Regions from separate parts of the Homo sapiens genome. Here region 2 is linked to region 1. A link is a loop called in an ENCODE intact Hi-C map of the cell type or tissue named here. Cell type or tissue: ascending aorta. All regions are shown on one strand.

Region 1 (5,000 bases):
ACTGTATATCAGTTTGTGACGACTGTAACTGTCTAGTCGATAATGGACTTCCTCTTCTAATAAACTTCTAAGTCAAAGTATCTTGGTAGTGAATATTTCTAACCTATTTCTAAGCAAAACGTTTCAGTGTTATCTTCAAGAAACAACATTTACAGCCGGGCGGGGTGGCTCACGCCTGGGAGGCCAAGGCAGGAAGATCACCAGGTCAGGAGATCAAGACCATCCTGGCCTACATGGTGAAACCCCATCTCTCCTAAAAAATACAAAAAATTAGCCAGGCATGGTGGCACACACCTGTAGTCCCAGCTACTCGGGAGGCTGAGGCAGGAGAATCGCTCGAACCCAGGAGGCAGAGGTTGCAGTGAGCCAAGATGGCACCACTGCATTCCAGCCTGGGCGACAGAGCAAGACTCCGTCTCAAAAAAAAAAAAAAAAAGAAACAACATTTACTATTTGGCTCCTTCACCCTTCCTGAATATACCCCAAATGCTCTAACACACAGATTCATAAGCACCTTCATTTTCACACGTGTTCCTTTCCCTCATTCCCGATGCCTATTTTTCTGTCCTTGCAAAGCTAATGGCCTAAGACAGCAATTGCGTCTAATACTGGCTTCCTGCCAGCACAGAAACTGCCATCACCTAGCTTCCCCTAACACGGGCAGGGTATCTCTAACTAAGTCAGAGCAAGCCAAAGGCTGCTGCTGGGTGGTGGCAGCCACAGACAAAGGAGGACTTCCCAAGGCCAAAGCTCAGCCGCAGCTGCCCAGAGGCAGGATGTGAAGATCAATGGGCTTTTGGCTTCTTTTTCTAAGTAGTAGAAAGGTCAGGGGTTTCAGGGTTCCATGAAGCAGGAGACACTCCTCCATCCATCCTGGCCGTAGAAACTCTCCAGACTCTTGAGAGATCCCCCAGTCAGCTGGCACAAGTGGGAGTCGGGCCCCAGAGCTGAATGAATGCTTTTGAAAATGACTTTCTCTAATGGGGATTTAACTTAACATTTTTGTTTTAAAGAATGTAAGAGAATTCTGCGGCCTGATTTACTGTAATATAGATATAGATTGCTAATCAAATAACCTTCTCTAAGACATTATTTTAATGTTTAAAGTCCCCCTAGAAAATGCTGAAGAATTATGAAACACTCTCCTCAAATTAGCTCATCACTGTGGAGTCAGCATTGGGAGGTTTGCTAGAAGTTGTCTGATCCCGTCCTCTACACAATGAAGATAACCCACATGGTCCAAAATACTTCCAATTTCATTTCATTAAATGGCCACTATGAGAAAGTTCCTTCTCAAACCGAACCCAAATCTGCCTTCTTTTAACTCAGTAGTGATTTTCAGCTGGGATGATTTGGCCCATAGAGGGAATATGTCAATGTCTGTAGACATTTTGGGTTATCACAACTGGGGGACAGGGGTGCTTCTGGCATCTAGTGGACAGAGGCCAGGGGTGCTGTTAAACACCCCATAACACACATGTCAGCCCCCAACCAAGAATCATCTGGCCCCAGGTGTCAATAGTGGTGAGGTTGAGAAACCCTGCTCTAACTCCTGCTCACTGATCCTGAGAAGGCTCTTTGAAGAACCACAAGTCAACTCTTTTTTTCTATATGTAGCACATTAAAAAACATTTGAAACTCCCTGCAGCAACCAGCTACTGTCACAAAAATGCTGCAAAACAAAACAAAACAAAAAACAGGCCTAAACTCACTGGCTAGAGCTGCCATTGGGATCATGAGGCCCAAGGCAGCCTGGAGTACAATCCCCTAATGGGGGACCTGCCTTCAGGCAGCGGGCAATGGATACAGGTTCTCGGGATTCTATTACTTTCTATTAATGCTTCACTGACTTCACAAAACTAATTAATTTCTATGTTTGTCTCTAGCCTAGAATAGTTTCAGCAAAATCAGATTTACCATTTCTTTAAATGTTTGCTCCAAACAAGCTCTCAAACCTGATCTATGCCATTTATAAAGCAAAGCTAAGCCCATAAGACCTTGGATGAAGATTTAGATGGAAATTGCAGGTAAGGTTTACAGTTGGAATGGATGTAAGTTATGGGAGAAAAAGGGAAGAATCAGGAAATATTCTAAGAAATAACTGAGCACCTGGAAGGATGGAATTCCATTAACTGAGATGAGGAAGGGTGCAGGAGTGCACCATTTTAAAGACCTTGTTCCACTGCCTTCCAGAATTTCTGATAAGAAGTCAGCAGTATTTAAAATTGTTGTCCACTGAATGTAGGGAGAAAGCCTCACTAGAGATGAAAATGTAGCTTACCACCCGAAACAAAGGACTTTGATCTCACGAAAAATATTCAAGTATAAGTCTTTGGTGAGGGTTTCGAATAACTATAAAAGGCAGTAAAATCCAATAAATCCACCCATTAAAGTAAACCTCAAAGCTGATTAATTCCTCCAAAGAAACAAGAGATTTCCAAACATTTATGCAAATAAGTTTGTTTCCAGGAAATAGTGTTGGAACACTGCACAGTAAGTGAAACATGTTACAGTATGAACCATTCCCCTAAAAGTGGGAAGTGGGGCAATGCAGGAACCCTGACGTGAACCTTACGACTGTCTTTAGCAGAGCTGTGGAAAGGGGGAAAAGTGAACTGGTACAAGTGGTCCCAGCACTGAAGAACATCTTTGGTAAGAAGTGGGCATGGAGGAGGTTGATAAATGCTGGGATTCCCAGGCCAAATTCCCAACATGGCCATGGAGCTGCATGGGATCAAGCTGAGAGGTTGCCGGGGGGCGGGGCTAGACTGAGCAATAAAGTTGGAAATAGTGGGATTTTTTTTCCCTTTCAAATGATAAATATTAGATGTAATTAATAAAATATGTATTCCTATGGGGCTGAGTGAAGAGTGATACCATACTGGATGATGTTTTAAAAATGGGACTTTTGTCTCATGCAATCATATCTACAGGACAGTAACCTGTAATATGGTATCCTGCTCACTGTGGCTACAAAAAAAAAAATGTCTGTGAAATTCACTGAAGAAAAAGAAACAAAACCCCCAAAACACCGAAAATTAAAAGCAGCAGTGGCTAGGTACAGCATTTCAGGAGGTTGAGGCAGGAGAATCACTTGAGCCCAGGAGTTCAAGACCAGCCTGGACAACATAGTGAGACCCCATCTCTACAGGAAAAAAAAAAAAATTAGCTGAGTTTAGTGGCATGTGCCTGTGGTCCCAGCTACTTGAGGCTGAAGTGGCAGGATTGTTTGAGTCTCAGAGGTCAAGGATGCAGTGAGCCATGATCACACCACTCCACTCCAGCCTAGGTGACAGAGCAAGACCCTGTCTCAAAACATAAACAAATAGGCCACACTTTGGAAGGCCAAAGCGGGCAGATGACGAGGTCAGGAGTTCGAGAAAAACCTGACCAACATAGCGAAGCCCTGTCTCTCCTAAAAATACAAAAATCAGCTGCGCAGGGTGGCGCACTCCTGTAATCCCAGCTACTCAGAAGGCTGAGGCAGGAGAATCGCTTGAACCTGGAAGGCGGAGGTTGCAGTGAGCCAAGATCGTGCCACTGCACTCCAGCCTGGGCAACAGAGCAAGACTCTGTCTCAAGAAAAAAAAAAAAAAGAAGAAGAAGAAGAAAAACACACAAAAAAACAGGCCAGGTGCGGTGGCTTACGCCTGTAATCCCAGCAATCTGGGCGGCTGAGGCAGGCAGATCACCTGAGGTCAGGAGTTCAAGAACAGCCTGGCCTACATGGTGAAACCCCCATCTCTACTAAAAATACAAAAAATTAGCCAGGCGTGGTGGCAGGCGCCTGTAGTCCCAGCTACTGGGGAGGGTGAGGCAGGAGAATGGCATGAACCCGAGAGGCAGAGCTTGCAGTGAGCCGAGACCGCACCACTGCACTCCAGCCTGGGCAACAGAGTAAGACTCGGTCTCAGTAAAAAAAAAAAGAAAAGTAAAATAAAATAAAATAAATAACTAAAAATAAAGGCAGCAGTGGCTGACGAAAATAAGGACAATTTTACCCATGAGAAGAAACAAGGTCTATAGAGAATGGAGAAGTGCAAGTCATTCAACTGCGCCGAAAGGTAGTCAGCAGAGCCTAGCCATTCATCCGTGTGAGGAAAGAGACATCAGTGATTCAGTGTGGCCTGAAACATACCTAGAAGAGCCATCAAGTCTTACAGCCGCAGCCCATGTCATTCTTTCAGCTAGAGACTGTGAAGCAATACACTGAGCTGCCTGCTTACACACTGCCTGAAGACTGATGCCTGTGATGTGTGCATTTCATAATGTATCACAAGCTACTAGAGACTATGATAGGTCATATCCATTTAATGAAAGTGCATTCCAAAAAGTACAATTTTCTATTCTCAGTTATTTGAGCAGCTGGAAAGAAAGGCTTACACTATTGATATAAAGAAAACAAGCCAGGCGTGGTGGCTCACACCCTATAATCCCAGCACTTTGGGAGGCTGAGGCAGGAGGATTGCTTGAGGCCAGGAGTTTGGGACTAGCCCGGGCAACATAAGGAGACCCCCATCTCCACAAAAAATACAAAAATTAGCTGGGCATAGCAGCACATGCCTGTGGTCCTAGCTACTTGGGAGGCTGAGTGGGAGGATCACTTGAGCCCAGGAGTTCAAGGTTATAGAGAGCTAAGATCATTAACACTGCATTCCAGTGACAGAGTGACAGAGCAAGACCTTATCTCTTAGAAAAAAAGAGAAAGAGAAAACAGATAATGAAAAATACAAATTCGATGATATATACAGCGTATAGAGTATCACTGTATCATAAACAGTAGCAGTTAGTTGTGACAACTTATTACAAGAAATTAAGATTCTAATGAAATCATAAAAGGATAAGAACTGCAGGTTACAATCTATTGTTGATCATTTTTTCTGTATCATTAGGAGATGTTATACTTTCTCTACTACTTTGGAATTTGGAAATGTAGGTATTGAGATAGTCTTGCTTACAAAGAGCTTTCAGTCGAGTCTAAACTTTAACAAACTGCCACA
Region 2 (5,000 bases), 54 kb before region 1:
GGCATGCTAGGGAGAAAGGGAGTGTACGGATGGGTGGTGGGGTGGTGCCACCCAAGCCAGGCTATGACAAGATTGATCTGGTTACTGCAGGAGAGCCAGCCTGGCAGTGTAACAAGGAAGGCTGGGGCTGGTTGCCTGTGGGAAGCCTTTGCAGTGTGACATGGCGAGGGCCTAACCCATGGAAGCATGGGAGTCCATGACCCACTAAGGGCAAAGGATAGACCAAGCTGGCTCTGAGATGTTGAGCCTTGGAGGAGCGGGGCCCAGGTGTTCTCTGATGAGGCATTCCACCATCAAGCTGTAATCTAGGCCATAACACATCCTCTAATTGCAATATTGCAAAAAATATATGGACTGTATGTGAACCCTGAAATTTACAAACTGTTAAAAATTTATGACCTATTTGGAAAAATTTGAATTCTAATTGGATTCGGTAATCTTAAGGTATTAATTCTTAACTCTCTAGGTGTGGTCATGGTACTGTGGTTTTAAGAGCCCTTATGTTTTAGAGAAACATATGAAATATATACAGATGAAATATATCTGGATTTGTTTCCAGTTATCCAGGTAGATAAGGGGAGAATGGGCTTAGCATAGATGAGGCAGGACTGTTTCTGAATTGTAAACTGTCCAAGCTGGGTGACATGGGGTTCATTCCACTCCTCTCTCTACATTGTATACATTTGAAATTTTCTGTAAAAACATTCTGGTCCTTGGATAATGCAGGTCCTACACCCTGGGCCTCAAAATTCCCAATCAGAAATCACGAGAGGCATTTTGAGCTGTGCCATGTTAATCTCTTGTTACCTTTCGAAACAGGAATTCTGACCACTTCTGTTTTGCCTAGAGCAGGAAAAACACATAGACAGGAAAGAAATAATGCCTTGGCTTTATTTAGAAAAACAAACTGTGAAAGACACGTGATCCTCCTGTATCACGATCATGGGAGGAGTCCAACCAACTGGAGAGGCGAAGTCAAAACTCAGAAGAGCAAAGGCAAAGTTTTAGCTGGAAATAAATGCTTCTTTTAGGAGAGTCACTCCCAGTGGAGGATTTCTGGCAGTGGAGCACTTGGCATGAGTGTGAAAGCTGACACTGAGTTGGAAAATGGTAGCCCAGGGTGTAGCGGCCAGCATAAGGCCAGCACTGTGCAGTCACATGTCACAGCTCAGGGAACAGAAAGGCCTGCTGTTGTCACCTCTGATATTGGTTGTCCCGGTGCCCACCCTCATGGCACCTCTATCTCTCACATGCCACAAAGACAGGAGGCTGCTCTGACAGTGTCCCCAGCTATGCAAGGCGGGGACACCCACTAGCCATTACATGCTGGGGGAGGGCCCTATGAACTTCCTTGGCAGGCCGTCTCCCAGGCTACAGGGCAGAAATCAGATTTCTTTTTCAATTAGTGCCCCCAAACAGAAACCATTTGCACACAGGTAAGCTAGAAAGCTAGGAGGGTACATTTTGAACCTGAGCAAGTGATCTCATTTTTCCTCCTCTTTTTTGAGGAGAAGAAATACATGAGGGAATTAAGGTGGGTGCACGTTCCCTGGGAAAGGAACAAGCATGAAACAGGTGTTGAGAGTTCAGCTTAGTAAACATGTGAGGGCCCACTCTGTGCCAGGCACTGTGGGAAGTGCAGCGATGGATGAGCCGTGGTCCTTGTCTTCAAGGACAGCGTGGGGAAGCCAGGAAATTCCAGGTGCACAAAATCTCCTGGATAAATACTGAAGGACACATAAGTCCTGTGACCCAAGCAAAGTAACTGTTACTTAGCCAAAGTCAAACTTCCGGCAAATCTCTTAAATCTCTATTTTTCACCCATAAAATGGTGCAATTCTGCCTTGCTTACCCCGTAAGGTTATAGAGTTATAAGGATCAAAGCTACTACAATATAATAACAATGAGGAGGAGGAGGAGGAGGCGAAGACAAGGCTTTCTTGACCTTGCTGACCTACAGACCTGTGACTGGTGCCCAAGGACGAACTCCGCTGTGGATGGCAGCCAGGACCAGGGCAGGTTCCTGATGCAGATGGCTGTCTGATCCCAGCCAGTCCTGGAGCACCGGTGCCCTGTGCCCTCATTCCCGAAGCTGGTTCCCCTGGGCACCTTGTCACATGCCCAGTAGCTGCCTTGACATGAGCAACCTTTCTGACTCATTCAAATTTGCCTGACAGATGGAGAAGGTGCTTAGTCCTAGTATTCTTAATAAATATCAGAGCTTAAGAGCCAGAAGGAACCTTCCAGAACATAGCTTCCACACACATCCCATCCCCACCACTACGCCCACCACCCCCACCATTTGCACGAAGGGCAATGGAGGCTCCAGCAGGGAACATAACCCACTGAAGTGTTGGGACAGCTGATGCTGGAATCTCATTCTCTGGACTCCCCTGGTCCAACATAGCTGCTTCTCTTTCCAAGACAGGTTTTGCCAACACCAACTCTACTGCCTTTAATATCCTTAGTCTTTCCTGCCCCCCAAATACCTTATTTGGTCCTAACTTCCAATAAAGCGTATTTAGAGCAAGAGAAAAAGGAAACATTCCCCAAGTCACATTTTCCCAAGCCCTCTGTTCTTTTTCACTCTTTGGGAAAATGTTTCCTAAATGCCCATGGGGGCACGTGACCCTACTTATAATATGGGTTCACAGAGACGAAGATGAGGGGTCCCTATCTTCACGAGGCTCTCGTTTAGCTATCAGTAAAATGCCCTCTTGATGAAACCTTTTTGAACCTCCACTGTGGGAAAAGAAAACCCTTCTAATCCAGTTCCCTTTAGTCATGTGTGCAAAGAGAAAGCTTCTCAATGATGCATCTCTTTACTTCCTGAGTTTTTTGCATTCATGCCTGGCTGGCAGCTTCCGCCCTGCTGGCTGTGGGCCCAGGCAGTATTGTGAGCACAGAAAAGGCTGGCAGCCTCACTTAGGGAGTCTTACCCTGTGCTGTGTCTCTTCCTGACCCTGGGGTTCTACATGAGGCCTCACGGTTGCTTCATTCTGCTCCCCGCTGCCCCTAAAGCATTCGGTTTGGCCCCCAGCTGAATAATTGTCTTACTCCAGTTTGGCCCTGGAGTGCCTGCTTTGATATCCTCCAGCCTCCCTCTTCCCTAGTCACCATCTTGGTGTAGTTGAGTTATTTTGAGGCCTTGAAAATAAGAATAGTAGAGCTCAGCGGAGACTCTGCCATGCCCAAGTGAGAAGACTGGTGTCCAGTGAAAGGTTGGACTGGAGATTCTGCAATTCCGTCATGCTGTAACATTTCTGAAAATGCATAGCCTAAGGTTGACAGCCTGAAAAATCAGTAGGGTTCCGATGTGTGTGTCCGGACCTAGAAGTAAGAACTAACTAAGCCTGGGACCAACGCCTCATAGCATTTGAAATGAACCTGGGTACCAAGTATCACTTCGGATTCTTCCCACTCTCAGATACGGTCCCCTAGTTAGAGAGCACGATGTAGGGGGTTGGGATTCTGTGGGGCCAATATAACATTTACACCCTTGTGAAACAGTGCAGGGGTCTACAGAAGAATTCCCAGAAGAGGTGGTGTTCCTTTCCCCTTTTCTCTATTTACCCACCTTCCTTGTGTTGAAATACTGATGAACGGACCCCCAGATGGCAAAGCTTGATCCCCAGCTCTGATAGAGCCCACAGGACACCCTGGGTCTACCCTAACGAGCCATGACATGCCAATTCTTTGCTTTTCTGGAGAAACCTTGGCCTGAAAGTCTGTTTAATTACCGTGGAGATAATCTTTTAAACATAGATTTACATTCTTTAAAGACTTTTTCCCTGTGGGAGTAGGAAAGTTCATCTGCACATAGCATGTTTATTTTCATTTCCAGGGGAGGAACTGCTATCTGGTAGTTAGCAAGAAGCTTGAGCCCTGGAGGAATTTCTTTTTTTAAAGTCTGTTCCTCTTCACTGATAGTGTGTCAATTATATTGTAATAATTAGTTTATAGTGTGGTCATATTTTTTTCCAGCTTAAACTCTGCACTTCACTCTGTGATTCCAGGCCTATAATTATTTAACATTTGTCAATCATCCCTATCAGATTGGGTTCTATAGTTACTCTAAATGTGGGTATCAAGAGTCAATGTCCTCAGGGGTTTCTCTTCAGGAAGGTCATACTTGCAAAGCCAGCAGCCACAAAGACCTATTTAGGTTGGTGCAAAAGCAGTTGTGGTTTTTGCCTGAAAGGAATGGCAAAAACCGCAATTATTTTTGCACCAAGATAATACTTGGCACTGTGGTCAGTAAGACACTAATTTTTCCCACCTGGGGTGGCCCCGCAGATTTGCTAAATTCTTCCCCGCTAGAATGCCAGCTTGGATGAGCAGGGGCTCTATTGTATTCAACCTGGCAGCCCCAAGACCCAGAGTAATTCCTGGCTCATAATAGGTACTGGCTAAGCAGATGCTGAATTGCTGAAAGTCAACAGGTCTTGACGTGTGTGTCAAACAGGAACAATGTACAAAATAAAGCAGAGTTCGGTGGCCTTCTGGCTCTGGCCTGTGCAGCCCTAGTCCTTCTTTCCCCACATCACTTAAGAGCAGGTGGTCCTGAGTGGTTGCTGGACCTGATTCTGGAGGCCAAGACTCTGAGCCTTGAAGATTTACCTCCGGGGATTCAGAAAAGAGGAGAAAAGGAGTAATTGTATTGAACAGAGAATTAGAAGATAAGGAAAATCCCTTTGTGAGAAACTCTAAATCTTGAGCATGGATCTCTGTGTCCAGGTCCTGATGGGGAGAATAGCTGGTCCAAGAAGTACCCGTCGTGTGGGGGCCTGCTGCAGTCCCCCATAGACCTGCACAGTGACATCCTCCAGTATGACGCCAGCCTCACGCCCCTCGAGTTCCAAGGCTACAATCTGTCTGCCAACAAGCAGTTTCTCCTGACCAACAATGGCCATTCAGGTGAGGGAGAGGCCTTGGAGACCTGAGGGGTATGTCTGAGTCTCCCTCAGCTGCCAGGCCTGTCCTTTTCCATCTGGCAGGGA

The links. Hi-C counts contacts between places; a loop is a spot of excess contacts. Peaks named below come from ENCODE experiments on the same cell type or tissue, not always from the same donor. Only the 100,000 strongest peaks of a DNase experiment are listed, where the experiment ranks them.
Region 2: a loop joins it to region 1, with 2.1 times the contacts of the local background. A loop is called at or near these places in 1 of 110 quality-filtered maps.

Annotation. Positions count from the first base shown.
Region 1 is chr15:63,292,095-63,297,094 of GRCh38, reverse strand. All of the region lies in intron 4 of APH1B (aph-1B gamma-secretase subunit), which reads right to left. Among named protein-coding and RNA genes, the nearest start is that of APH1B, 17 kb to the right of the region's middle. In ascending aorta, no CTCF peak of the experiment used is centred here; DNase peaks (open chromatin) are centred at 2,574 and 4,190; H3K27ac peaks cover 1,343 bases.
Region 2 is chr15:63,346,447-63,351,446 of GRCh38, reverse strand. It overlaps CA12 (carbonic anhydrase 12), which reads left to right. Exons shown (of 11, transcript NM_001218.5): 3 at 4,738-4,917. Among named protein-coding and RNA genes, the nearest start is that of CA12, 33 kb to the left of the region's middle. RefSeq lists an enhancer at 4,925-5,000. In ascending aorta, no CTCF peak of the experiment used is centred here; DNase peaks (open chromatin) are centred at 1,152 and 2,876; H3K27ac peaks cover 2,650 bases.